2 separate regions of the Homo sapiens genome follow, and region 2 is linked to region 1. A link is a contact called in ENCODE Hi-C or POLR2A ChIA-PET data. All regions are on one chromosome and are shown on one strand. Each heading gives the region's core, a stretch centred on a gene start or an enhancer-like site at or near the end of the contact. The rest is flanking DNA. Distances are from core to core; before and after follow the strand shown.

Region 1 (6,920 bases), core at 970-3,469:
TTTTTGCCCAGGCTAGAGTGCAGTGGTGTGATCTCAGCTCACTGCAACCTCTGCCTTGTGGGTTCAAGTGATTCTCCTGCCTCAGCCTCCTGAGTAGCTGGGATTATGGGCGTGCATCACTACACCTGGCTAATTTTGTATTTTTAGTAGAGACGGGGTTTCATCATATTGACCAGGCTGGTCTCGAACTCCTGACCTCAGGTGATCTGCCCGCCTTGGCCTCCCAAAGTGTTGGGATTACAGGCGTGAGCCACTGTGCCCGGCCAGCTAGTGTTAACATAGTATCAAAGACACAGATTACATCAGTGTCATTTAATCCCCTCAGCTACTCTGTGAGGTGGGTGCCATATTGTTCTGCTAACTATTACAGAAGAGAAAGCTGTGACCCAAGGAGATGGAGCCACTGGCCCTGTAATCCCAGAGCTGGGATGGAGCGGGGATCCCAAGCCATGTGTTTCTGACTCTCTGCCCAGGCTTGCTGTACTACGTTCTGTTCCTTGGGGGCATGGCAGAAATCGTCACAGTGGTGCAGTGTGGTGGCAAGGAGGAAGGACAGGCCTCCTCTATCTGCTTAAAAGATGCTTCTGTGGGCAAGGCTGGGGCTCTGAGCACCAAATAGCAGCTTAGAGTTGGCGGGTGGGTGCTGCAGGCTCTGAGGTGCCTGAGGGGAGGTTTTTGACCATCTGTAATGGGCTCTCTTTGCCATGGGCATCGAGCAGATCTGGGTTTCAGGTCCACTTCACCACTTGCTGCTGGTGATCTGGGGCAAGGCCCTTGGCCTCTCTGAACCCCAGTTTAACGTCTACCTCTCAGCATTATTGTAGGGGTCGGAATAAATAACTGGAGGAGTAGGAACCGTACAACAAAGCCCCTGGGGACAGCGCAGGAGCCTTCGATTTGGAAAGTATTATTTTTCTGTTTCTGTGGAGAAAAAATGATCCCACCCCGTTCTCTTTATACTACATTTTCTTTTTCTCTTTCTCTTCTTTCTTTCTCTTTCTTTCCTTTCTCTCTTTCTTTCTTTCCTTTTTTTTTTTTTTTTTTTTTTTTTTTTTGACAGAGTCTTGCTCTGTCACCCAGGCTGGAGTGTGCAGTGGCACAATCTTGGCTCACTGGAACCTCTGCCTCCCAGGTTCAAGCAATTCTCCTGCCTCAGCCTCCCGAATAGCTGGGATTACAGGCTCCCGCCACCACGCCCAGCTAATTTTTGTATTTTTGATAGAGACGGGGTTTTACCATGTTGGTCAGGCTGGTCTCGAACTCCTGACCTCAGGTGATCTGCCCACCTCCGCCTCCCAAAGTGCTGGGATTACAGGCGTGAGCCACCTCGCTGGGCCCACTTTCTCTGTTGATTATGCTTATTGTTTATTGTCTGTTTCTTCCACTAGAATGTAAGCTCCATGGAGGTGCGGATCTTTGTTTTGGCCACTGTAGTGTCCTGATGGGTCAGAACAGTGCCTGACATCTAGTGGATGCGCCTTAAAAGATGCATTGAAGTATCTGTTCAATGAATGAATGAATAACAGTATTAACCTGCACAGCAGTGTTAGGCAGAGACTCTTCTCAGCCAGAGGGGAGACGTACAGAGGGAGGTCACACCCAGGGGAAACCACACCCCACGCCTCTGCCTGCAGCGACTCTTAACACACCTGGCCTGGGGATTCTCAAATCTGTTCACGCTCTGTTAGACTAGGAGCGCCAACAGCTCAGGGACTTCATCCTTAGTACCTGGCCCCTTTGGGGATCGGGATGGTTTCTGCGGGAAAGGCCCTGGGGAAGGTTAGCTTCTTGCTCAAACTAACGGTGAAGAATGCCCAGAATTACTAACCCATTTTACAGATATGGCAACTGAGGCCCAGAGGGGTGTCAGGCGATTTGTCCAATATTTCCCAACTCCTGGCTCCCCTGAAAGCCCGGTGACCCCGTTGTGAGTGGGCAGGCACCCATTAGAGAGCAGCCCCTGGATAAGGGCAGGTCACAGCCCCCTGCTCCCAGTTCCGCCTGCGCCGCCGCCACGTGTGGGTTGGGAGGGGCATCTGAGGGTGTGGGGGCTGCCACAGCCCGGGAGGTGACCCCTCGCAGCTGGGGCGCTCTGATCTTCGGCCCACAGGCCCGGGGTGCCGGGACCCCGCCCTCCTGCAGGGCCAGGGCTCGGCTCTCCCCGCCCACCGCGAGGCGGGGCGCACGCTCCGCGGCGCGGGGACCGCGCGCTCCAGGCTGCACCCGGCCTCTCCTCCGCGCGTGCGGGCCCCTCGCGGCGCCTCCCGGGCTCGGGAGACCCGGTCCCGCCGCCCGCCCGGCCCGCGGCCGCCTCTTCCTCTCGCAGCCCCGCGGCGCTTGCCGCAGTCGCAGGCGGCGGAGCAGCCAGAGCGCCCCAGGTACCAGTGCGGGCGGGAGACGGAGGCGACCCTGCTGCCGGGTGGGGAGGGGGCGCCGCGCGGCCGCTGCCCTCCTCTTCCCGCGGGGCCTGGCGGCCCCGGCGAACCCCCGCGCCGCACAGGCCGTGTGCGCCGGATCCCGGTGCCTCCGCGCCAGCTGAGACCTGCCTTTCCCAGGGGCGGCTTTGCTCCGGCCCCTAGGCCCCCGCCCTGGTACCCCACACGCCCACCGGCCGCGGGGAGCCTGCTCCGGCCCGAGAGCGCCCATTCACCCCCCTCACCCACCTCCCCGCGTTCCCACTTCCCCGCACTCTGACCCGGCCGGACGCCCCTCCCCTATCTTGCCGCCCGCCCCCTCCAGGGGGCTCTGCTCCCACCCCAGGGAGCCCATCCGACCTCTGCTTGACTTCCCGCCGCTTCCTTCAGGGGCCTCGGCTCATCGGGTGCCCCTCCCCAAACTTCCAACCCGTTTGCTCCAGGAGTTCCTGCCCCATCCCCGAGGGCGCCCAAATAGCCACACTGTGTCCTCCTGTAGTCGCTGCCCCCTGACCTAGCGCGACCCAGCGCCCCCGCCCATGTCCCCCCACTCACCTCCCCCGGGGGGCGTGGTGAGTCGCGGTCTGTTCTCACGGACGGTCCCCGTCCAGCCTGCGCTTCGCCGGGGCCCTCATCTGCTTTCCCGCCACCCTATCACTCCCTTGCCGTCCACCCTCGGTCCTCATGGTCCCAGAGCCGGGCCCAACCGCCAATAGCACCCCGGCCTGGGGGGCAGGGCCGCCGTCGGCCCCGGGGGGCAGCGGCTGGGTGGCGGCCGCGCTGTGCGTGGTCATCGCGCTGACGGCGGCGGCCAACTCGCTGCTGATCGCGCTCATCTGCACTCAGCCCGCGCTGCGCAACACGTCCAACTTCTTCCTGGTGTCGCTCTTCACGTCTGACCTGATGGTGGGGCTGGTGGTGATGCCGCCGGCCATGCTGAACGCGCTGTACGGGCGCTGGGTGCTGGCGCGCGGCCTCTGCCTGCTCTGGACCGCCTTCGACGTGATGTGCTGCAGCGCCTCCATCCTCAACCTCTGCCTCATCAGCCTGGACCGCTACCTGCTCATCCTCTCGCCGCTGCGCTACAAGCTGCGCATGACGCCCCTGCGTGCCCTGGCCCTAGTCCTGGGCGCCTGGAGCCTCGCCGCTCTCGCCTCCTTCCTGCCCCTGCTGCTGGGCTGGCACGAGCTGGGCCACGCACGGCCACCCGTCCCTGGCCAGTGCCGCCTGCTGGCCAGCCTGCCTTTTGTCCTTGTGGCGTCGGGCCTCACCTTCTTCCTGCCCTCGGGTGCCATATGCTTCACCTACTGCAGGATCCTGCTAGCTGCCCGCAAGCAGGCCGTGCAGGTGGCCTCCCTCACCACCGGCATGGCCAGTCAGGCCTCGGAGACGCTGCAGGTACCTGGGGTGCGCAGGGAGACCCGGGCTGTGGGATAGAGAGGAATGAGCAGCCCCTGGGGACCCCCTGGGCATCCCCACTTAGCACACATTTGCTCATGGCCCTGCGTGGCTGTTGTGAGCGCCCACCTTTCTTCTGAACTCCAGAGCCAATGCCTGACCCACCCACCACAGGATAGCTCCGTCAGGATTTGGGGGCAGGCTTCTCCCAGGTACCATGTACAACAGGGAATTTATGGTGGCCCAACTCTCCCCATCTTTGCCTCCCTGGTCTTCCCCATCATGGCAAATGGCACCATTGCGGCATCACATGCCAGGAACTTAGGAATACTTTTCTCCCTCACCCTCATGCCATTCATTAGCGAGACCTGTTGGCGCTGCTCTAAACAGGTGCCATCTCCCCTGCCACTTCCTACCGGGGAGGCTGTGTAGACTTCTCCTGGCTCCCCTGCTTCTGCCGCAGACCCAGTACTCTCCATCTTCTGCATAGAAGCTGGAGCACTTAAAAAAGAAGTGATCATGTCACTCCCCTGCTTCAGACTCTTCAGGCTTCCCACCGTGCTCCAGATAAAGAAAACCTGTCTCAGGATCTGGCCTCAGGATCCCACACTGCCATCCTCTCCAGTGTCACCTCCCCTCTCCCTCTCTCTTACTCTGCAACAGCCTTGTGGCCTTTCTCACGGTTCTAGAAGGCACTGGGCTTACTTCTGTGCCCAGGTCTTTGCACTTGCTGTTCCCTGTGCCTGGAATGTTCTTCCCCCGGCTGCCTTCTTCCCAGGGGCCATCTTTGACCACCCTATCTGCAGGCCCATCTGCACTCTCCATCCCTGTTATTCTCCATAAGAACAAGTCATAAAAATGACTTGTTCATTTTGCCTCCCTGACTTGAATATAAGCTCCAGGAGGGTCACACATATTGAGATCAGTTTTTTTGCTTTTTTTTTTGTTTTTGTTTTTGTTTTTTTTGAGACGGAGTCTCGCTCTGTTGCCCAGGCTGGAGGGCAGTGGTGCGATCTTGGCTCACTGCAACCTCTGCCTCATGGGTTTAAGCGATTCTTCTGCCTCAGCCTCCTGAGTAGCTGGGATTACAGGCACCCACCACTATACCAGGCTAACTTTTGTATTTTTGGTAGAGATGGGGTTTCACCATATTGGCCAGGTTGGTCTTGAACTCCTGATCGAGGTCAGTTTTGATCCCCACTGTGCATAGTAGGTCCCATCTTGTTTCAGTGCCTGGGAATGGGGTAGGTGCTCTTAGCTCAAGGCCTTGCATTGTCTATAAGTGAGTGCCTGCTCTTGCCATCCAGGCCACAGTGCACCTGACTCCTATTGACCCCCTGGAGGGGTGGGTGTGTAGACCGACCAGGCCTGAGACCCAGTGACTTAGGTCGCAGGTCTTGAGGAAAGTCCCAGCTGGGCTCTTTTGGTGTAGCCCTGAGTGGTGAAAGCTCTAGGAGGGTGGGGGTTGCATTGGAGGTCACTGGGCACATGGGGACTTGGCAGAGGGGTGAAAGGCTAACACCCTCCTTGGCAGTCCCCCAGACAAGCTTGCCTGTCCCACCCAGGTGGGTGAGGCCCAAAGTTGCCCCTGCCTATCACCTGGGGTGGGGGCAGGGCCCCACATGGACTGGGAGTCCTGGCTGCCGCCCAGCTCCTTCTCCCTATCCCTGCTCCCTGTAGAACATTCTTGAGTCTTGGCAGGTGGCTGGGACTCTGACTTGCTTCTTCAGGGGTGGGATGGCTGCCTTAGGCCATATACCCTGGGTTCTTGCTTTTTGTTGTTGTTATTGTTGTTTTTTAAGAGACAGGGTCTTGCTCTGTCACCCAGGCTGGAGGGCTGGAATGTAGTGGCGTGATTATAGCTCACTGCAGCTTAGAATTGATCATAGCTCATTCCAGCCTGAAGAGCTGGTATGCACTGGCCCGATCATAACTCACTGAACTCTTGGGCTCAAGCGATCCTCCTGTCTTGGCCTCCCAAAGTGCTAGGGTTACAGGCTTCCCTGGGTTCTTGAAAAGGAGTGTTTCACAAGCTTCAGGCATTCAAGAACTGCCTGCGGATATCTTCCTTAATGCCTCTTCCACCACCACCTCCACACCTTAAGCCACTTAATTCACATGCACTTGGCATTTTATTTATTTATTTATTAGACACAGGGTCTCACTATATTGCCCAGGCTGGCCTCGAGCTCCCACTTCAGCCTCCCGAGTAGCTGGAATTGCAGGTGCATGCCCCCGTGCCTGGCATTCTTGACATTTTCTTTAAATCATCTCTTTTATATTTTTACTTCCACAAATTTGTGTAGAAAGAAAACTTCGTATCTCCTCTAGAAATGGAAAATCTGTATCCTTTGCCATAAATAGAAGGTGATCACAAACACCACTTCAGTGAAACTGAAGAAGCTCCAGCCCTATCACTGAAATGCAGCTTGGTGTGGTTGAGGTGATGAGCCTAGGGCCTGCTTTCTCTTTGTAGCGTGCTAGAAGGTATTACAAACATGGTAGCATCAACGTGGGACTTTCTCTTGACGCACCTAGAAGAGCTGGAAGACAGCTGTAATGGGCTGACGTGCTCACTCTGTGATTCACTCATTTTATGGGGTGTCCCTTTACCATCTAAAATCATCTCCATTCCCACAGTTCAGGAAGCTCTGCTCTCGTGACTAAGGATGTGAGAAGTTGGCTGGTCTGGGTGAGGTTGGGGCGGGAGAGATCAGGATTCCTAGTTGCAGCGGTGCCAGTACCACACAGATTTTCTTTCCATGAATCTCGCTGGCTGGTACTAGGATTGAACCTGAGTCTGTGGTCTTGGAACCTGGGCAGGAGTCTCCCAGGTGCTAACAGCTGCAGCCCCACAATCTGTGAGCACTCACTCTGTACCAGGCACTGAGCTAAACTTATTAATTCCCCAAACACCCAATGAGTCAAGTACTACCAGCACCCCTGTTAGACAGGTGGGGAAACTGAGGCTCAGAGCGAGAGGTGACTTGCCCAAGATTGCACAGTTGGTAAGTGAGGTTTAAGCTCGGATCTGGCTGGTGCCATCGCCCTGTGCTGGTGTGCTGCCTGTGGGCAGTGATGCTCTTGAAATGCTTTGCTCGGGGACCC
Region 2 (7,759 bases), core at 2,184-4,683, 140 kb after region 1:
GATTCGCAATTAATATTTTCGTTATTCATACCAGTGTAAGACAGCTGGCCCCTCCACTCCCGCCTCTAACCCAACCCTTTGTGATTTTTATTTTTTTTATTTTATTTTTTTGAGATGGAGTCTTGCTCTGTTGCCAGGCTGGAGTGCAGTAGCTCGATCTCGGCTCACTGCAACCTCCACCTCCCGGATTCAAGCGATTCTCCTGCCTCAGCTTCCTGAGTAGCTGGGACTACAGGTGCATGCCACCATGCCCAGCTAATTTTTGCATTTTTAGTAGAGACAGGGTTTCACCATGTTGGCCAGGATGGTCTCAATCTCTTGACCTCGTAATCTGCCCTCCTTGGCCTCCCAAAATGCTGGGATTACAGGTGTGAGCCACCACGCCTGGCCTGTGATTTTTCTTTATCAAATTTACCACCACCTGACAATGTATTATAGGTTTATTTATGGTCTATCTCCCTCACTAGAGGAAGCTCAGAAAGGCAGTGGCTTTTGGGTCACAATCCCTGATACATCCTAGGACAGCACCTGGCAGAGCAGGGGTTCAATCCCTGTGTGCTGAATGAAACAACCCACAACTGAAAAATGACTTCAGCAGATTTTTTTGAAGGACAATATCATTTTATATAAAGTGAGGTCCCCAATATGCTCAAGAGGGCCTCCCTATAGGTGGACATCATTATTGAGCACCTACTAAGCAAACTTGGCCCTGGTCCTGGATGTCACAGGGGTTACAGTCAGGGTGGTGTACAGGGTACAGGCAGGAATTAATCCCAGCAATGAGAGTATAATTCCACCCTGAACTTAACCTCTGACATACCAGTAGAAGTCTTGTGGCCTGGGCATTTGGAGTACAAGTCTGGCTAGGGCTAAAATGTGAAGAATGAGAAGATGTTACCTGGGAAAAGGGAGGCAGGGGGTAGAAGTGGCCTGGAAGAGCAGGTGCAAAGGTCCCAAGGAGGGAGGGGTGGCATGCCTGGGCACAGAGGGCTGTTGATAAGTGGTCTGAGATGCGGCTGGAGGTGTAGGCCAGGGGACAGTGGTACATAGCCTTCTGGTCCATGTAAAAGGTTTTTTCTCTTTTCCTTAAGAAAGTGGGAAGCCAAGGCCAGGCGCGGTGGCTCACGCCTGTAATCCCAGTACTTTGGGAGGCTGAGGCGGGCAGATCACGAGGTCAGGAGTTCAAGACCAGCCCAATATGGTGAAACCCCATCTCTACTAAAATACAAAAATCAGCCGGGCATGATGGTGGGCGCCTGTAGTTCCAGCTACTTGGAAGCCTGAGGCAGGAGAACCGCTTGAACCTGGGAGGCGGAGGTTGCAGTGAGCTGAAATTGCATCACTGCACTCCAGCCTGGGTGACAGAGTGAGACTCTGTCAAAAAAAAAAAAAGAGAGAAGAAAGAAAGAGAGAGAGAGAGGGAGGGAGAGAGGGAGGGAGGGAGGGAGAGAGAGAGAAAGAGAGAGAAAGAGAGAGAAAAGAAAAGAAAAGAAAAGAAAAGAAAAGAAAAGAAAAGAAAAGAAAAGAAAAGAAAAGGAGAAAGAAGAAAATGGGAAGCCAGAGCGGGGTTTTAGGCAGAGGGTGGTACCATGATATCAGGGCAGCTTGAAGCGGAGGTCGGCTAAATGGAAAGTGGATTGGATTTCACTCTCACCCCTTCTGCCTGCTGTCACACGTTCCAGAGAGCCAGTTCCCCACTCCTCATCAGCAGCCCCGGTTTATAATGTACAACACTGTTTACAAAACACACAGGCCAAAAGAGAACACAATGAGAAACCACCCACTGACATTTCTTAGGTCCCACGTTAGCCAGCCCTGGTGGCTGATCAGCCTTTGTAGCCCAGTGGTACCAGAGTAGAGAGAGATGGTTTGAGCCTTATGAGGAACTCTCCAGACCCCAGCTTTTGTGGGAGCTACATGCTGAGCTATGACAACCTAATCGATGAACTCCTCCTGTCCAACTCCTCCTTGGGCCTTAGGACTAAAAAGTATAAAGTCTCCCAAAGTGTCAGATACTGCACTGGGCCTTTTGTGGCTTCAGCTCCTTTAATTTTCACAACAACCTTGGAGACAGGTCATTTAACTTGCCTGATCCCACTCAGTTACAAAGCTGCAAAGCTAGCACCTGAGCCCATCTCTGTCTGATGCTGCACACGAGGGCTTGAGGCCACTCTAATACCGATCTCTTCTGCTGTCTTCATGTACTTCACAGTTGGGGAAATGCCAGTGGTCTCCCCTGTGCCCAGCCCTCCCTCCCCAGGCTGAAGGGCAGGGCTTTATTCCACCCTCTGGAGTGTACTTCCTGAGGGCAGCGCTCCTTTTTGTTCACTGCTGTATCCTCGTTGCCTAAACAATGCACACAGTAGGTGCTCAACAAATATTTGGTGAATGAACAAATGGATGTTCCCAAAGCTTAAAAGAGTGTCATATTTTCTGCAATGAACACTGAGTTAGGAAAAAGGGGGCTCATGTGCTGACTCCTACTTCGAGTTAGGTAGTAGTCTGGGATTCTAGCCTGGCCCTGCTCCTAATTCCCAGTGCAACCCCAGGGAAGGGCCAGGCAGCCTGGTCAGGGCAAAGGCATTGTGGAGGCCAACTCTGTGCGAAGCACTGGGTCAGGCTCTCCAGGCAGGTAGCCCAGGTTTTTATCTCTTGCTTCCTAGCTGTGTGGTCTTGGGGAAGTTACCTCACCTCTCTGAGCCTCAGTTTACCCAGCTGTAAAATCCACTCAAAAGTCAGCAGCAGTAATTCTTCCCTCCTGTAACTTCAGGCATGGGCACCAGAAGACATGGCCTCCTTGTAACATGAGGAGCCTGGTTTTTCTCCAGAGGCTCCCCAAGCCCTCCTGGAATTCTCTGTTTGAGAGTCTGCGGGGGGACAGGGAGACAGGAGGCGGGGGAGTCCTAGAGGCCTTCCTGACGGGGGCGTGGAGGGGCCACGTGGGGCAAGGGGAAGCACAGGGACCTCTTGTGACCTTGGGCAAGCCCCCTTCCTCTCTGACCTTGACCAGCGTCCTCATTTGTCAAGGGAGCGGCTGGGTGACCTCTAAGAACTCGGAGGCCGAGGCCGGAGTCGCCCGAGTGCTCCGCCCAGCCTCAGTTTCCCCCTCTGCCTCCCCAAGATTTCTAAAAGCACTTCCGGCTCTGAAAACAAACCAACCACCAGCAGGCGGCCTGGGCTTAGGGCAGGCAGCGCCAGGGAGCGCGCGGCCGCTTCCTGGTGGGTCCAGTGTCCCCGGGGTGGAGGGCGGGGCGCAGGGCAAAGGGCCCCGGGGCTGGGCCGGGCTCCGAGTGCCCCGCGTGGGGCCGGCGGGGAGTGGCCCAGCGAGGTGCGCGCCACCGTGGCCTGGCGGCTCCTCCGGGGCCCCCTTACCTGGAGGCGGCTGCGAAGGCAAAGGCGGAGGCGGCAAAACCGGCGAGCGGCTCCTCCCGCCCGGCCCGGCCCGGCCCCTCCCCTCCCCGCCGCGTCCCGGCCCCGGTCCCGGCCCGTCCCGCCGCCTGCCCCGAGCGCGCCTGGTCGCCACCGGCCGGGCGGAGCACTTAGGGAGCGCGGCGCGGGGGCGCGGGGCCTTCCAGGCTCTGACTCGCCAGCTGCGGGTCCCGACCTGGCTCGTCCCACCTCTGCCCCACCTCCACCACCCATCGCGACAGGGGTGCCGGCCTCTGCAGGTGACCGGCAAGCCCGCGGCGCCACATCTGTGTGTGGGTCCATTTACCCTCCAGGAAGCAGCGAGACAGCGCGGCGCGGGAGAAGGGCCCTGCAGGGTTGGACTTTGCAGAAACTGCCCGCGAAGGACTCGGCCCCGAGAGTGGCATGCCCCAAAGCCACATTTTGAAGACAAAGTCTTCAAAAATGTATAATGTAAACAAAGAACCAGCCGCAGAAACCGCCTTCCCGCACGTGTATGCAGCACTTTGTAGTTTGCAAAGTGTTCAGATATCTAAGTTCTTCCTGATTCTACTTTCATTTTCCCTAACGCTAAGTTTGGTCCTGTCTCAGGGCCTCTGCCTGGAGGCTCCCGTGCCTGGGACTCTCTGCCTTCAGACCTCCCTTTCCCCCAATCCATTTCCTGCTTTCCATTCTGGTCTCTTGGGATGGGATCTGAGAGTCTTCCCTGAGCACCCAGCACATTCAGTCATTGAACAAATTTACCGAGCACCTACTACGCGCCAGGTACAGTTCTTTTTTTTTTTTTTTTTTTTTTTTTGAGATAAGAGTCTCGCTCTGTCACCCAGGCTGGAGTGCACTGGCCCGATCTCAGCTCACTGCAACCTCCGCCTCCCGGATTTAAGCGATTCTCCTGCCTCAGGCTCCCTGGTAGCTGGTACTACAGGCGTGTGCTACCACACCCGGCTAATTTTTGTATTTTTAGTAGAGACGGGGTTTTGCTATGTTGGCCAGGCTGGTCTCGAACTCCTGACCTCTGGTGACCCACCCGCCTCGGCCTCCCAAAGTGCTGGGATTACAGGCGTGAGCCACCGCGCAGCCCCAACTAGACTTTAAAAGCCCTGGAGGTGGGCGGGTTTAGGCTGCCTTGCTCTCCGCTGTGTGCCCAGCCCCAGGGACTGTGCCTAGCACTTGCAGGTGCTCAAAAGAAGCACTTAATGAATGGATCTCTTTCCCCTAGCAACCCTGTGAAATTTCATCACACCCACTCTGAAGGAGAGGAAACCGAGGCTCAGGTCCAGACAATGCAGAAGCCACAGAGCTAATGAGTGCCAGAGCTAGGGCATGAATCATCGTGGCCTCAGAAGCTGTTGCCCTTACTCCCAGTGAAGACAATCTAGGGTTATGGGAGGAAAAGGTACCGACGGGGGTCAGAGACCAGCATCCCAGCTCAGAGCCTGGGACTCACGCACCTGTGAAATGTTCCTTCCTTCATCTGCTCATCTCCCCACTGGCCAATCAGGACCAAGAAGGGCAGCTCTACCCACCCATGAAGTTATTGTGAGGGTCAAATGGGTCAATCGTGTGCAGGCTTTAGGGGAATAAGGGGTTATATCTGAGCATGTGAGCTTTGTCAAGATTGAGAACTGCAGCCAGCCCTCCTCTTAATGTCTGGCAGCCCCTTCCAGCAGATCAGCTTTGTGGGACCAGGCACCACTCTGCACTCCCCTGCTTTGCCCTGTCTCTAATTTGATTAGAGACCTTGTGTTGAACACACTTGTCTTTGGGTATTGGACCCTGTTCAGCCATTGCCCGGCACCCAACCCTCACCCTAGTCGCCCCCACTGCACACAGTTCCTGATCCCATCATTGAGGCTATGGGTGGGAAAGATGGAGAAAATATGTTTACCCCTTTTGGTGTATGCTTTTGAGATTTTGTTAGGTTTGGTATTGGACATTGAAGAATTTTGTTTCCTCTAAGTAACTCTCCCCCAAAGGAATGTTTAGGGAGTTGTGGAAGGGGAAGCCTTCTAATGAACCATTGACTAATTCAACCAGGATGTGTGGAGTGGCTGGTGGGGTTCTAGATGTTGAGGGTATAGCAGGAGAATCAAAGTGTTTCCAGCAAAATCATGGAGCTTACATTCTGGTTTGGGGGATGGGTGGAGGGAGATGGACAAGAAACCAACTGATTTTATTTTACTTTATTATTATATTTTATTTTTTATTGAGACGGAGCCTTGCTGTGTCGCCTAGGCTGGAGTGCAATGGCACAATCTCAGCTCACTGCAACCTCCACCACCTGGGTTCAAGCGATTCTCACGCCTCAGCCTCCTGAGTAGCTGGGTCTACAGGTGCGCACCACCATGCCTGGCTAATTTTTTTGTATTTTTAGTAGAGATGGGGTTTCACCATGTTGGCCAGGCTGGTCTTGAACTCTTGAACCTCTCAAAGTGCTGGGATCACAGGCGTGGGCCACCGCACCTGGCAAACAAACTGATTTTAATCTGTTTTACAGAAAAAGTAAAGCAGGGAGGTCACGCTATAGAAGATGAAGCAGTCAGGGAACCGCTGCAGGCGATCTTTGAGGAGGCTATCAGGTTACAGGGCACAGCATCCAAGGTAGACCCAGCAATTGCAAAGGTCTTGAGGTGGGAGTGTGGTTGGCCCTTATAAGAAAACGGTGTGAGAGGAGAGTGGAGAGTGCTGGGGGAGAGTCCTGGATGAGATGAGATCAGACAGGTAGTGGGGGTCGTATCACTGTGAGCTTTTAAGAAATGCTGATGAGGGCTGGGTGCAGCGGCTCCCGCCTGTAATCCCAGGACTTTGGGAGGCCAAGACGGGTAAGTCACTTTAGCCCAGGAGTTTGAGACCAGCCTGGGCAACATGGTGAAACCCCGTCTCTACTAAAAATCCAAAAATTAGCTGGGCATAGTAGGGCAAGCCTGTAGTCCCAGCTTCGTGGAGGGCGGAGGTTGCAGTGAGCCGTGTTTGCACCACTGGACTTTAGCCTGGGCAACAGAGGGAAACTGTCTCGAAATTTAAAAAAATACATATATATATATATATATATATATATTTGCTGATGCTTAGGCTAGGGTTGCCAGATTTAGCAAATGAAAATAGAGGACTCTGTTTTATTTCAATTTCAGATAGACAATGGATAATTGTTTAATATGAGTATGTCCCAATACTGCACAGGATATACTTATATTAAACAATTACTTATTGTGTATCTGAAATTTAAGTATAGCTGGGTGTCCTGTATTTTATCTGGTAACCCTATTTGGGCCCCACTCTCAGAGATTCTGATTCCATTGGTCTGGGATCTGGCCAGGCATAGGTGTTGTTCAGAAGCCCACAGGTATTTCTTTTCTTTTCTTTTCTTTTCTTTTAAACAAAAAACAACAACAACAAAAAACCTGCCCAGGAGTGGTGGCTCACGCCAGTAATCCCAACACTTTGGGAGGCTAAGGTAGGCGGATCACCTGAGGTCAAGAGTTCAAGAACAGCCTGGCCAACATGGCAAAACCCCGTCTCTACCAAAAATACAAAAAAAAAAAAAAAAAAAATAGCCAGGTGTGGTGGCGGGTGCCTGTAGCCCCAGCTATTGGGAAGACTGAGGCAGGAGACTCTCCTGAACCTGAGAGGCGGAGGTTGCAGTGAGCTGTGATGGTACTGCTGCACTCTAGCCTGGGCGACAAAGCAAGACTCTGACTCAAAAAAAACTTTTTTTTAATTTTTAAAAAACTTTAAAAAAAGGTTTTAGGTTTAGGGTACATGTGCAGGTTTGTTATATAGGTAAACTTGTGTCACAGGGGGTCTGTTGTACAGATTATTTCATCACCCAGGTATTAAGCCTAGTACCCAATAGTTGTTTTTTCTGTTCCTCTCCTTCCTCCCAACCTCCACCCTCAAATAGGTCCCAGCATCTATTGTTCCCTTTTCTGCGTTCATGAGTTCTCATCATTTAGCTCCCACTTATAAGTGAGAACACGAGGTATTTGGTTTTCTTTTCCTGCATTAGTTTGCTAAGGATAATAGCCTCCAGCTACATCCATATTCCTGCAGAAGAAGTGATCTCATTCTTTTTTATGACTGCATAGTATTTCATGGTATATATGTAACACATTTTCTTTATCCAATCTGTCATTGATGGGCATTTAGGTTGATTCCATGTCTTTGCTAGTGGCTCACAGGTATTTCAAATGTGTGAGCAGTTCCAGGAGCCACTGATGTAGGGCCTTGTCTACTCAGTTAGGGGTGTGGATGGACAGTTGTAGAGGGTTGGGGGCAGTGAATTGACATGACCTCACCTTTTAAAAAGATCCCATTGGCTGCTGTGTGGAGGGCAGAGAGACAAGAGTGGACA

Evidence for each region. Hi-C counts contacts between places; a loop is a spot of excess contacts on that map. ChIA-PET counts read pairs that join two places held with the same protein, here RNA polymerase II (POLR2A). Pooled maps may share reads with other maps.
Region 2: a loop to region 1 is called in a map of GM12878, with 2.5 times the contacts of the local background. The contact joins the promoter of TMCO4 here to the promoter of HTR6 in region 1. A Hi-C loop is called at or near these places in 2 of 168 maps with a recorded cell type or tissue (both GM12878), 2 of 37 single-sample maps with no recorded cell type and 4 of 50 pooled maps. POLR2A ChIA-PET finds 5 or more read pairs at or near these places in 3 of 52 experiments (H1, HCT116 and activated CD4-positive, alpha-beta T cell).

The regions. Positions count from the first base shown.
Region 1 is chr1:19,662,656-19,669,575 of GRCh38, forward strand. It overlaps HTR6 (5-hydroxytryptamine receptor 6), which reads left to right and starts at 2,220. Exons shown (of 3, transcript NM_000871.3): 1 at 2,220-3,812. The coding sequence starts at 3,099. RefSeq lists a silencer at 2,034-2,263 and enhancers at 2,042-3,014, 3,015-3,985.
Region 2 is chr1:19,796,483-19,804,241 of GRCh38, forward strand. TMCO4 (transmembrane and coiled-coil domains 4) reads right to left here and starts at 3,434. Exons shown (of 16, transcript NM_181719.7): 1 at 3,373-3,434; 2 at 1,655-1,733. RefSeq lists a silencer at 3,179-3,678 and an enhancer at 3,602-4,102.